Linked DNA regions of Homo sapiens: region 2 is linked to region 1. Evidence: chromatin contacts called from ENCODE Hi-C or POLR2A ChIA-PET data. All regions are on one chromosome and are shown on one strand. Each heading gives the region's core, a stretch centred on a gene start or an enhancer-like site at or near the end of the contact. The rest is flanking DNA. Distances are from core to core; before and after follow the strand shown.

What was found. Hi-C counts contacts between places; a loop is a spot of excess contacts on that map. ChIA-PET counts read pairs that join two places held with the same protein, here RNA polymerase II (POLR2A). Pooled maps may share reads with other maps.
Region 2: a map of endothelial cell of umbilical vein shows a loop between it and region 1 (3-fold over the local background). The contact joins two enhancer-like sites. A Hi-C loop is called at or near these places in 1 of 168 maps with a recorded cell type or tissue (endothelial cell of umbilical vein) and 1 of 50 pooled maps. POLR2A ChIA-PET finds 5 or more read pairs at or near these places in 2 of 52 experiments (Panc1 and WTC11).

The regions. Positions count from the first base shown.
Region 1 is chr14:54,347,945-54,351,906 of GRCh38, forward strand. No RefSeq gene overlaps it. Among named protein-coding and RNA genes, the nearest start is that of CDKN3, 47 kb to the right of the region's middle. Within about 2 kb of position 1,463, at least 12 of the 41 ENCODE cell types and tissues checked have a DNase peak (open chromatin) inside an H3K27ac peak, as active enhancers do.
Region 2 is chr14:53,714,198-53,718,612 of GRCh38, forward strand. All of the region lies in intron 5 of LINC02331 (long intergenic non-protein coding RNA 2331), which reads right to left. The region is part of intron 3 of LOC105370504 (a long non-coding RNA gene); the gene reads left to right. Among named protein-coding and RNA genes, the nearest start is that of LINC02331, 130 kb to the right of the region's middle. Within about 2 kb of position 1,399, at least 3 of the 41 ENCODE cell types and tissues checked have a DNase peak (open chromatin) inside an H3K27ac peak, as active enhancers do.

The DNA.
Region 1 (3,962 bases), core at 213-2,712:
CATTCTCATTAGTTGGAAGCTTCTGCACTTTCAACAAAACTGTAACCAGGGGCTACGAATTAGATGATGAGCTTATTCTTAAGAAGACATGTTATAAAAGGTAATATGAAACAATATGGATTTCTTGTCTATTCCAAAAGGCACCTTCTCTCTTTCCCCATAAAATACTTGGTAATAAAAGGATACTCTGTCACCTCCCAGCTTCCTGGAGTGACAATGGCAATGCTGTCATTATTAAGTCAAGAGCGCCCTCTACAGTTATGAGTCTAGATTACAGCTTACTATTAGCCTCGAACAATGTCTACTTTTGTGAAAAATTACCATCCCCTCAGCTCATGCCATCCATGATAAGCTAGTCCCACCAACTCTTTCCTGAAAACTGAAGGAAAATATTCAAAGGAAGTGACATTGGCAGCTTTCTTGGATGACTGAAATGTCAACACAAATGTGTCGGCTCTTTGGAGTAACAGTCTCCATAGGCCAAAAGGAGGATGGTCGGGTGTATGTGTGTGTGTACAATATACATCTATCTACTCACTGCTAATCAATATTTGATCTCATTATGTAACTGGAAAAAGAGAACATGTGTTTGATCACTTTGTGATTATCAAAATACTTGATATCAAGTCGGTGAAAAGTACTTCAAAAATGTAGAAGTTTATTATCTTGCCATAAAATAATAGAACAAAGAGGCAAGGGACTGGCTTCCATTGGCCCAGTGACAGCAGCAGGAGGCTAGGAGAAGCTCAACCAACAGCTGAGCAGTAGTATGGACGGGTTGAAAAAGCAATTGATATTTGGGAGGAAGGCTTTGACCAAAAAAGTGGGGAGATGGATGGAACCATGAAAATCGCATGAAAAAGTGCGAGAAGCTTTTTTAAAAATTCCCCAGGAGAGGGATTTTAAAAAGAATACCCAGAGAGAGGCGCCTGTGAGCAGCTGGAGAGGACAGGGAGGACTATTTGTCTAGGAAATTAGAGCTGTTAGGCAGAGCTGAACTGCCTAGAGAATGGGAAATCATAATTTGTGAAACGCTTTTATTGCACCCCGCCATGGTGGATTCCTTGTCCCAAATATTCTTACGCAAAATTTATTCGGGAAGGAGAAAGAAAGGGCATGCGAGTTCAGAACCTGTCTCACGCCTCTAAAACTTCCAGGCCACCTTCAGTACAAAGAATGGGGGGAATGTCCGGGCGAGCCACGGGAGGCGTTGGGGAGAGGGGAAAACGGATTCCTTCCTGCCGTTCTGCTTCCACTGATTAATACAGCCATTAAAAAATGAAATCTGTTCCTTAGACAAAATATGGTGAAACATTCCTGCGCGCTCCATCCTTGAAACAGATTTCAGTATTGGCCTGTCTTCTCAGTGTTTGTTTTGGTTCCTTCAGCCCACGCTGGAGTCCATGGGTTTTTTCCTTCACTCATCATCTCGCCTCCTGCTGCTTCAGCCGAGAATGAAGTAATAATTCAGCAAGCTGTTCAGGACTTCCCATCAGCCCAACTGCACCGCGCCGTGTTTTGAGGGCTCAGGCATCCTTGAACTCCACGGCAGAGCAAGCCGCGGGAAGGAACTCACTCATGTTGGCTCCCTTGCCTCAATTAAGGCAGTTTAGGAAGCAAAGTGAGAGAAGCACTTTAAAAAGCACAAGAATATCTCCTCGTGGGTCCTCACTTGCATGTTCTTACGAAGCCGGATTGTTCGTAGCCTACTCTGCAATTTCAGAGTGGTGAGTGGCTCCAAAGCAGCTTACAAGGAAACATAACTGTCACAGAGGCTAAGAGATTGCTTAAAAATAAATTACTGATTCTCTTTTCCTGAGAGCAACCTGCTGTGACCTTTGGAAGGCTTCTTTTGGGTCTTCAATTTTGCATCTGCCTGAGCTAAAAGGGATTGCCAGAGTCCCACTGTTTGGTTTATGACCCAGCTCATCCCTGTCCCTTGGAGGACGTGAGGACATGAGCCTGGCATTAGTGCACACTGTAAATGTGTTTGTGCCCAGAACTCTCTAGAATAGAAAGGTTTCCAAGTACTTCACTATAATGACTTAGTCACAAATGAATTTTAATATGCTAGAAGAACATGAGTATTTTGGATGAAAAGCCAATCTTTTCGTCCCCCCTTTTAAAATAGAAAGAAGCATAGCATCTGAGCTCTGTGGAAGGGACCATCCAAAACTAATGAAATACCATCTTAACGTAAGCACCTAAAGCAAGCATGTGTGCGCCATGGGGGCCTCAGTCCTGGTGGTTTCCTGGAGAAGATTTCACATGAGAGAGAAAAAGCTTCTCTGTTCCCTGATGCAGTGTGGATATTTTTAAATGGACTTTATGCGTTTTTTGTTTATTTGGTTTGGTGCTGAAAAATTAGACAAGGCACTCAGCTCTCTTCACATGACTAAAGTTTGAACTTGTGCATAATGAGTGCAAAATAGTGTCTGAAAATAGCAAAGAACAGAAGAGTAAGATGATCAGCGGGAAGGGAGGCAGCACGTCATAGGGAAGGCAGCCAGTACTCTGAAAAGCAATCCAACAAATAATTAACTGGTTGAAAGCCAAGAGGACAGTATGATAACAGACACTGATAGACACTAATTATAAGTGCAGTACTGTGAAACATGAAGAAATGATATGGTTAACAATCCTAAAAATGTTACAATGGGCAATGTAAGATGAGCAAGGAAGCTACAAGGAACACTCTATCGTGTTATATTTTGGCTGCTAATTTCTAGCAATAACACATTTATAATGATATGCTATTAACAAATTGACCAATACATCTTTTTTTTTTTTTTTTTTTTTTGGAGACAGGGTCTCGCTCTGTCGTCCAGGCTGGAGTGCAGTGGCACAATTTTGGCTCACTGCAAGCTCCGCCTCCCGGGTTCACGCCATTCTCCTGCCTCAGCCTCCCGTGTAGCTGGGACTACAGGTGCCTGCCACCACGCCCAGCTAAATTTTTGTATTTTCAGTAGAGACACCGTTTCACCGTGTTAGCCAGGATGGTCTTGATCTCCTGACCCCGTGATCCACCCACCTTGGCCTCCCAAAGTGCTAGGATTACAGGCGTGAGCCACTGTGCCCGGCCGACCAATACATCTTTTGAACCACTGAAAAGGTTGGCTGAACAGAAAAGTATTTTTGCATGTAATATATATGGAAAGGAAAGAGAGAGTGTCAGATTATAGGAAGAGTTACACTGAGTCAAGCCCATCAAGGTACAAGGTTGAAGGTAAGATCCCAGGTGAAAGCCAGGCACGGTGGCTCATGCTTGTAATCCCAGCACTTTGGGAGGCTGAGACAGGATCACTTGAGCCCAGCAGTTCAAAACCAGCCTGGGCAACCTAGTGAGACCTTGTCTCTACAAAAACTAAACAAAATTAGCCAGCAATGGTAGCTCTCACCTGTGGTCCTAGCTACTCAGGAGGCTGAAGTGGGAGGATCACTTCAGCCGGGCAGGTCAAGGCTGCAGTGAGCTGTGATCATGTCACTGTACTCTGTCTCAAAAAAAAAAAATAAAAGTGTTCCTACTTCTCCACATCCTCTCCAGCACCTGTTGTTTCCTGACTTTTTAATGATTGCCATTCTAACTGGTGTGAGATGGTATCTCATTGTGGTTTTGATTTGCATTTCTCTGATGGCCAGTGATGATGAGCATTTTTTCATGTGTTTTTTGGCTGCATAACTGTCTTCTTTTGAGAAGTGTCTGTTCATGTCCTTTGCCCACTTTTTGATGGGGTTTGTTTTTTTCTTGTAAATTTGTTTGAGTTCATTGTAGATTCTGGATATTAGCCCTTTGTCAGATGAGTAGGTTGCAAAAATTTTCTCCCATTTTGTGGGTTGCCTGTTCACTCTGATGGTAGTTTCTTTTGCTGTGCAGAAGCTCTTTAGTTCAATTAGATCCCATTTGTCAATTTTGGCTTTTGTTGCCATTGCTTTTGGTGTTTTAGACATGAAGTCCTTGCCTG
Region 2 (4,415 bases), core at 149-2,648, 630 kb before region 1:
ACTATTTTGAAATATTAAAGATAGATTTACACTCTACTTCTCATGCTTAAATAAACTAATATTGTTTTATAATAGCAAAAACACTGGGAAGAACTTAATCTCTAACAATATGGCACTAATTAAGTTCTTAAAACATACTTAGGGAGATGTCGAAGACAAATTAATATACGTAAAAGCTAATAGCAGAATACTAAATATAGTATTCTTTCTTTAGTATAAAACCAATCTATCTTATATATAGTAATATACGAGCAAAAAAACTTCAAAAACGATATGCAATGCACAGCATGATCTAAAACTAGGTGAAGTCAACATGTGGTTGAGGAGATCTTATTTGAAATTTTAAATTTTTTCCCACCAAGCATTATAGCACTTTAATGTTTGAAATAAAGAATACAGTTGGAAAAAAAAATAAAAGGAAATGTTTAGGACCTAGCAGTTAGATAGCAATTGAATTCAAGCCAAGTGTACAGATAGGAGTGTCTGAAATGGCTTTCCCTCTTACGATGATGATATATTTGGAAAGGTCCGGTGGGGTGTTTCTAAGGAAACTTAGCAGTGAAGTCCAAAACCATCATCTCCATCAAAAAAAGGGAGTAGGTCTCTGCGTTATGGGAAGATAAAAAGGGGAAGTGAATTGAATATTACATTAATAACAAAAGTAAACATCTTTGTTTAAAACAACAACAGTCCTGCAGCTATTAAATCTCAGCAGACAGAACCAGACGAGAACAGGACTAACTGCTCAGATAAGACCCTGCCAAGAGTGAAAGTATCAGCAAAAGGAAATGTATGCTAGTCTAAAACTCAATTAATTTCATCAAGGGTATCACTGAAAACAAATTATCATGTCCGATAACACAAAACCCTCACAAGCCAAAGGACACAGATAACACTCAAGTTCAAAGGCTTATAGTTTACTTTGTTTTTAGTAAGCTACATTTTCTCTAAACATAACAGGAATAATTAAAGGATGTTTCCTGTGCTGTTTCTGATATTAATTAAAGCTGTCCAGTGGTACCGATATGAGAACAATAGTGATAGAGCCAGCCAGTTTCATGTGAACTGCTTGTTGCAAATCAACTGAGGAGTTTGCTTTTTGGTATTAGCTCAATCTCACTTGTTCATGTTTGGAGTTACAGCAATGCAAAGTGCGTCCTTTTTCTTGACAATTGCCTTTCTATCTTCTTGTAGTGAGATTAGGAAATGAGCCAAGTGAAAGCTTGGTATCTGCACAAGCACAGATGGACATTGCTCTGTAGGTGGTTGAACTCTTTCCACAGTAGCCATTGGCTGGTGCACATCTGATTACCATTGTTTGGTCGCTCAAATGGGATTGTTTTTACTTTTGCTTTTTGATTTGTTAAAGAAAAATACAGAGTTGAGGAAACAGCTCAGGAATGAAGGCTGTGGCTCTGTGTTCTCACTCCCAAATATGACTCACATCTCTAATGAGGCTTGGGGCCAGTCACTTAACTCCTATGGCTCAATGTCTTTCTCTATAAAAAAAGAAATGGTAGCACCAAATGATCTGCAGTGGTGTTTTTGAAATTATCTAATGAGTGTAAAGGAATCTGAGAAAAAAATAAGGCAAAAGGAAAGATATATATCTTTATCTATAAAAGGGAAATAAAGATTGCTACATGATAAATTGTTGTCAAGGAAGAAAAACATCTCTAAGGGAGAGCTTTAAAAATAGAACAAATTTTTATTTCTCTGGGGTGGTCCTAAAGGATCTGAAGACACATATTGGAACTAGATAGTCTTACCAGGTCTCTTCCAGTCCTATGACTTCATAATGCCAAATCCTGAAAGATTGTCTATGTTATACCTACGAAAATAGACTTATCATTCTAGTCATTAAAGAACAAAAATGTGCCACAGTTCTTCTGTGTTTTACAAATTGAGCAAAACTGCTGAACTATGAAAAAAGTTTTAAATCTCAACTCCTATAGCTCTTACAAACCTCAGGGAAAGTTCTAAAATCTTAACTTATAAAAATGAATTTTAGCAAAGAAAATGGATTACCATATTTCAATTAAAATTCTAAAGGACCCCAAAGGCCTTGAGAAGAAAAGATACAAAAACTGCCTTCAAAAACTGAAAGCAGTAACAACAACAAAAAAAGCCAATAAAAAAATCCCACAATAAAATAATTTAATGAACATATGGATTTTTGCAACTGTTGAAGTTTGCTGCCAATTTTGTAGTTAATATTTCTGAAAGTCAGAATATGCTGATCACTACGTGTTTATAAAAACATTCTCAATAGTAAAGACAAAATATTGCACTTTGGCACATTTACTGAGCACATGGGCAATTATATCAGACTCTTACTTCACTCAAAAAGGAGAGTAAAGTAAAGGAGGAAGCCTCTCTTGTAGTTTTATGTGATCTGTTTCAATACCTTAGGACTCTTGATGTAAGGGCTTTCTGTATGAACAGCTCACCAACATAGAAACAAATGACAATAGTCCTTTAAGTATTTAGTAATTGTAAAAATATTTGGGAAGATAAAAACGTGGGATTTTTTGTGATATTTTCCAATGACAGCTGGAAATATGATTTTTCTTTACTTCAGGAAACTAAAACCTCTGGGATTTTTCAAATGTTTATTTTGGACAAAGACTATGAAAACATTCAGTATTTACCCTAGTGCCATTTGAAGCTCGTGTTTTGGGTCTGAGACGTCGTTTGGGCCTGAGATGTGCTCAGATTTTCATTTCAGTTGATGTAGCTTTGACTTGGAGCAAAACGTTACCTGTCATAGACTCGCACTGTGGAGAAAAGCTCAAGGCATGAATTAGTATCTTTAAAAATGTGCTCTTTCAAGCTCATGATCCTTTGGGGAGATCTGAAAGTCAAGAATTTAAGACTTTTCCTAAATAAAGGGGTTCTGGTACATCTGGAAGATGCATTTTTTTTCTCTCTCTCTTCTCTAAGAGAGAAACTGGGAGTGGGTGTAGTGGCTCATGCCTGTAATCCCAGCAATTCAGGAGGCCAAGGTGGGTGGATCGCTTGAGCCCACGAGTTCAAGACCAGCCTGGACAACATGGCAAGACCCTGTCTCTACAAAACATACAAAAAATTAGCCAGGTGTGGTGGCACATGCCTGTGGTCCCAGCTACTCAGGAAGCTGAGGTGGGAGGATAGATTGAGCCCAGGAGGTTGAGGCTGCAGTGAACGTGATTGCACCACTGTACTCTGGCCTGGGTGACAAGAGTGAGACCCTGTCTCAAAAAAAAAATTAAATTAAATTAAAAAAAGGAGAGAGATAGGGAGAGGGAGAGAGAGAGAGAGAGAGAGAGAGAGAGAGACACTGAATGTGAAGGGGATACCAGGAGAGCTCTTCGGTTTCCATTCTCTATCTTCTCTAACCAGGATGAGTATTAGGAGACACGCAGCCTCTAATGATTATATAGAGTAAGATGGCGTTGATATAATAGATCTTCCTTCAGCTCTGCTCTCAAGAGCTACACCTATTCCTTTTTTTTCCTGGGGTGAGAGTGAGTGCTTTTCTTCACTCACTTTATGGCAAGTCTTGCAGAAGTAGCTCCTGTCTCCGGTTCCCCTACTTCACTCCCGTGTTTCTTCACCTGGTTAAAGTTATGGGTGCACAACCATTTCTGCGTTTTAAACCAACTTCCCACTCTCGATGCAGGTAATAATAAAGTGGGTTTGGGAAAGGCCAAGATTTAGGCACGAAAGCCAGCTAATGTGGACAAAGCAAAGTGAGGAGAGGGAAATATCTGTCAGGGAGGGAGCATTTCCTGAGCCTGAGGAGTGAGAACTTTCTACAAGAGGGTCTGGCCGGGTCTGTGTCTGCCCAGAAATCTTCTAATGGAGCTCAGAAAAAGGCTACTTTGCTTTGTGACAAGCAGAGTGTGCCCATTGTGGTTCTCTTTGCAGGAGACCTGGCCCAGCAGGCTGTCTGGCATAGCATGAGTTTCCCCGTCTCTAGAGCGTATAGGCAGCAGCCAGATACCAACCAGCTCAGATGTGGGAGAGATGGGCATTGTAGTTCTTCACTGTCATTTTAACCTGTCTTAATCTCCTCCTGAAATGATAAAGTAGCTGCAAACAACATCAAAACCTGGTAATATTAACATGATTTTTAGCCAAGGAGCCATGTCTTCAAAAGAAAATGTGTGTGGAAACTCAATATACAAAACAGCTAAAAGTCAAGCTATTCTAGGTTTGTGGTGGGATGGGGACCTGAGACCCCACTCAATTGCATCCCCTGCTGCCCTCCCTAAGAACCTGTCCTCAGAGAATCCTATGAAAATTATTGCTATAACCGAACACCTCTGCTTTTGAGTCCACACACACCTAGCATATCACATACTCACAGACAGATGCTTTTTCCCCATTGCGAGAAATGCAATGCCAGATTTCAATGTTCCTGTGACCTGCAC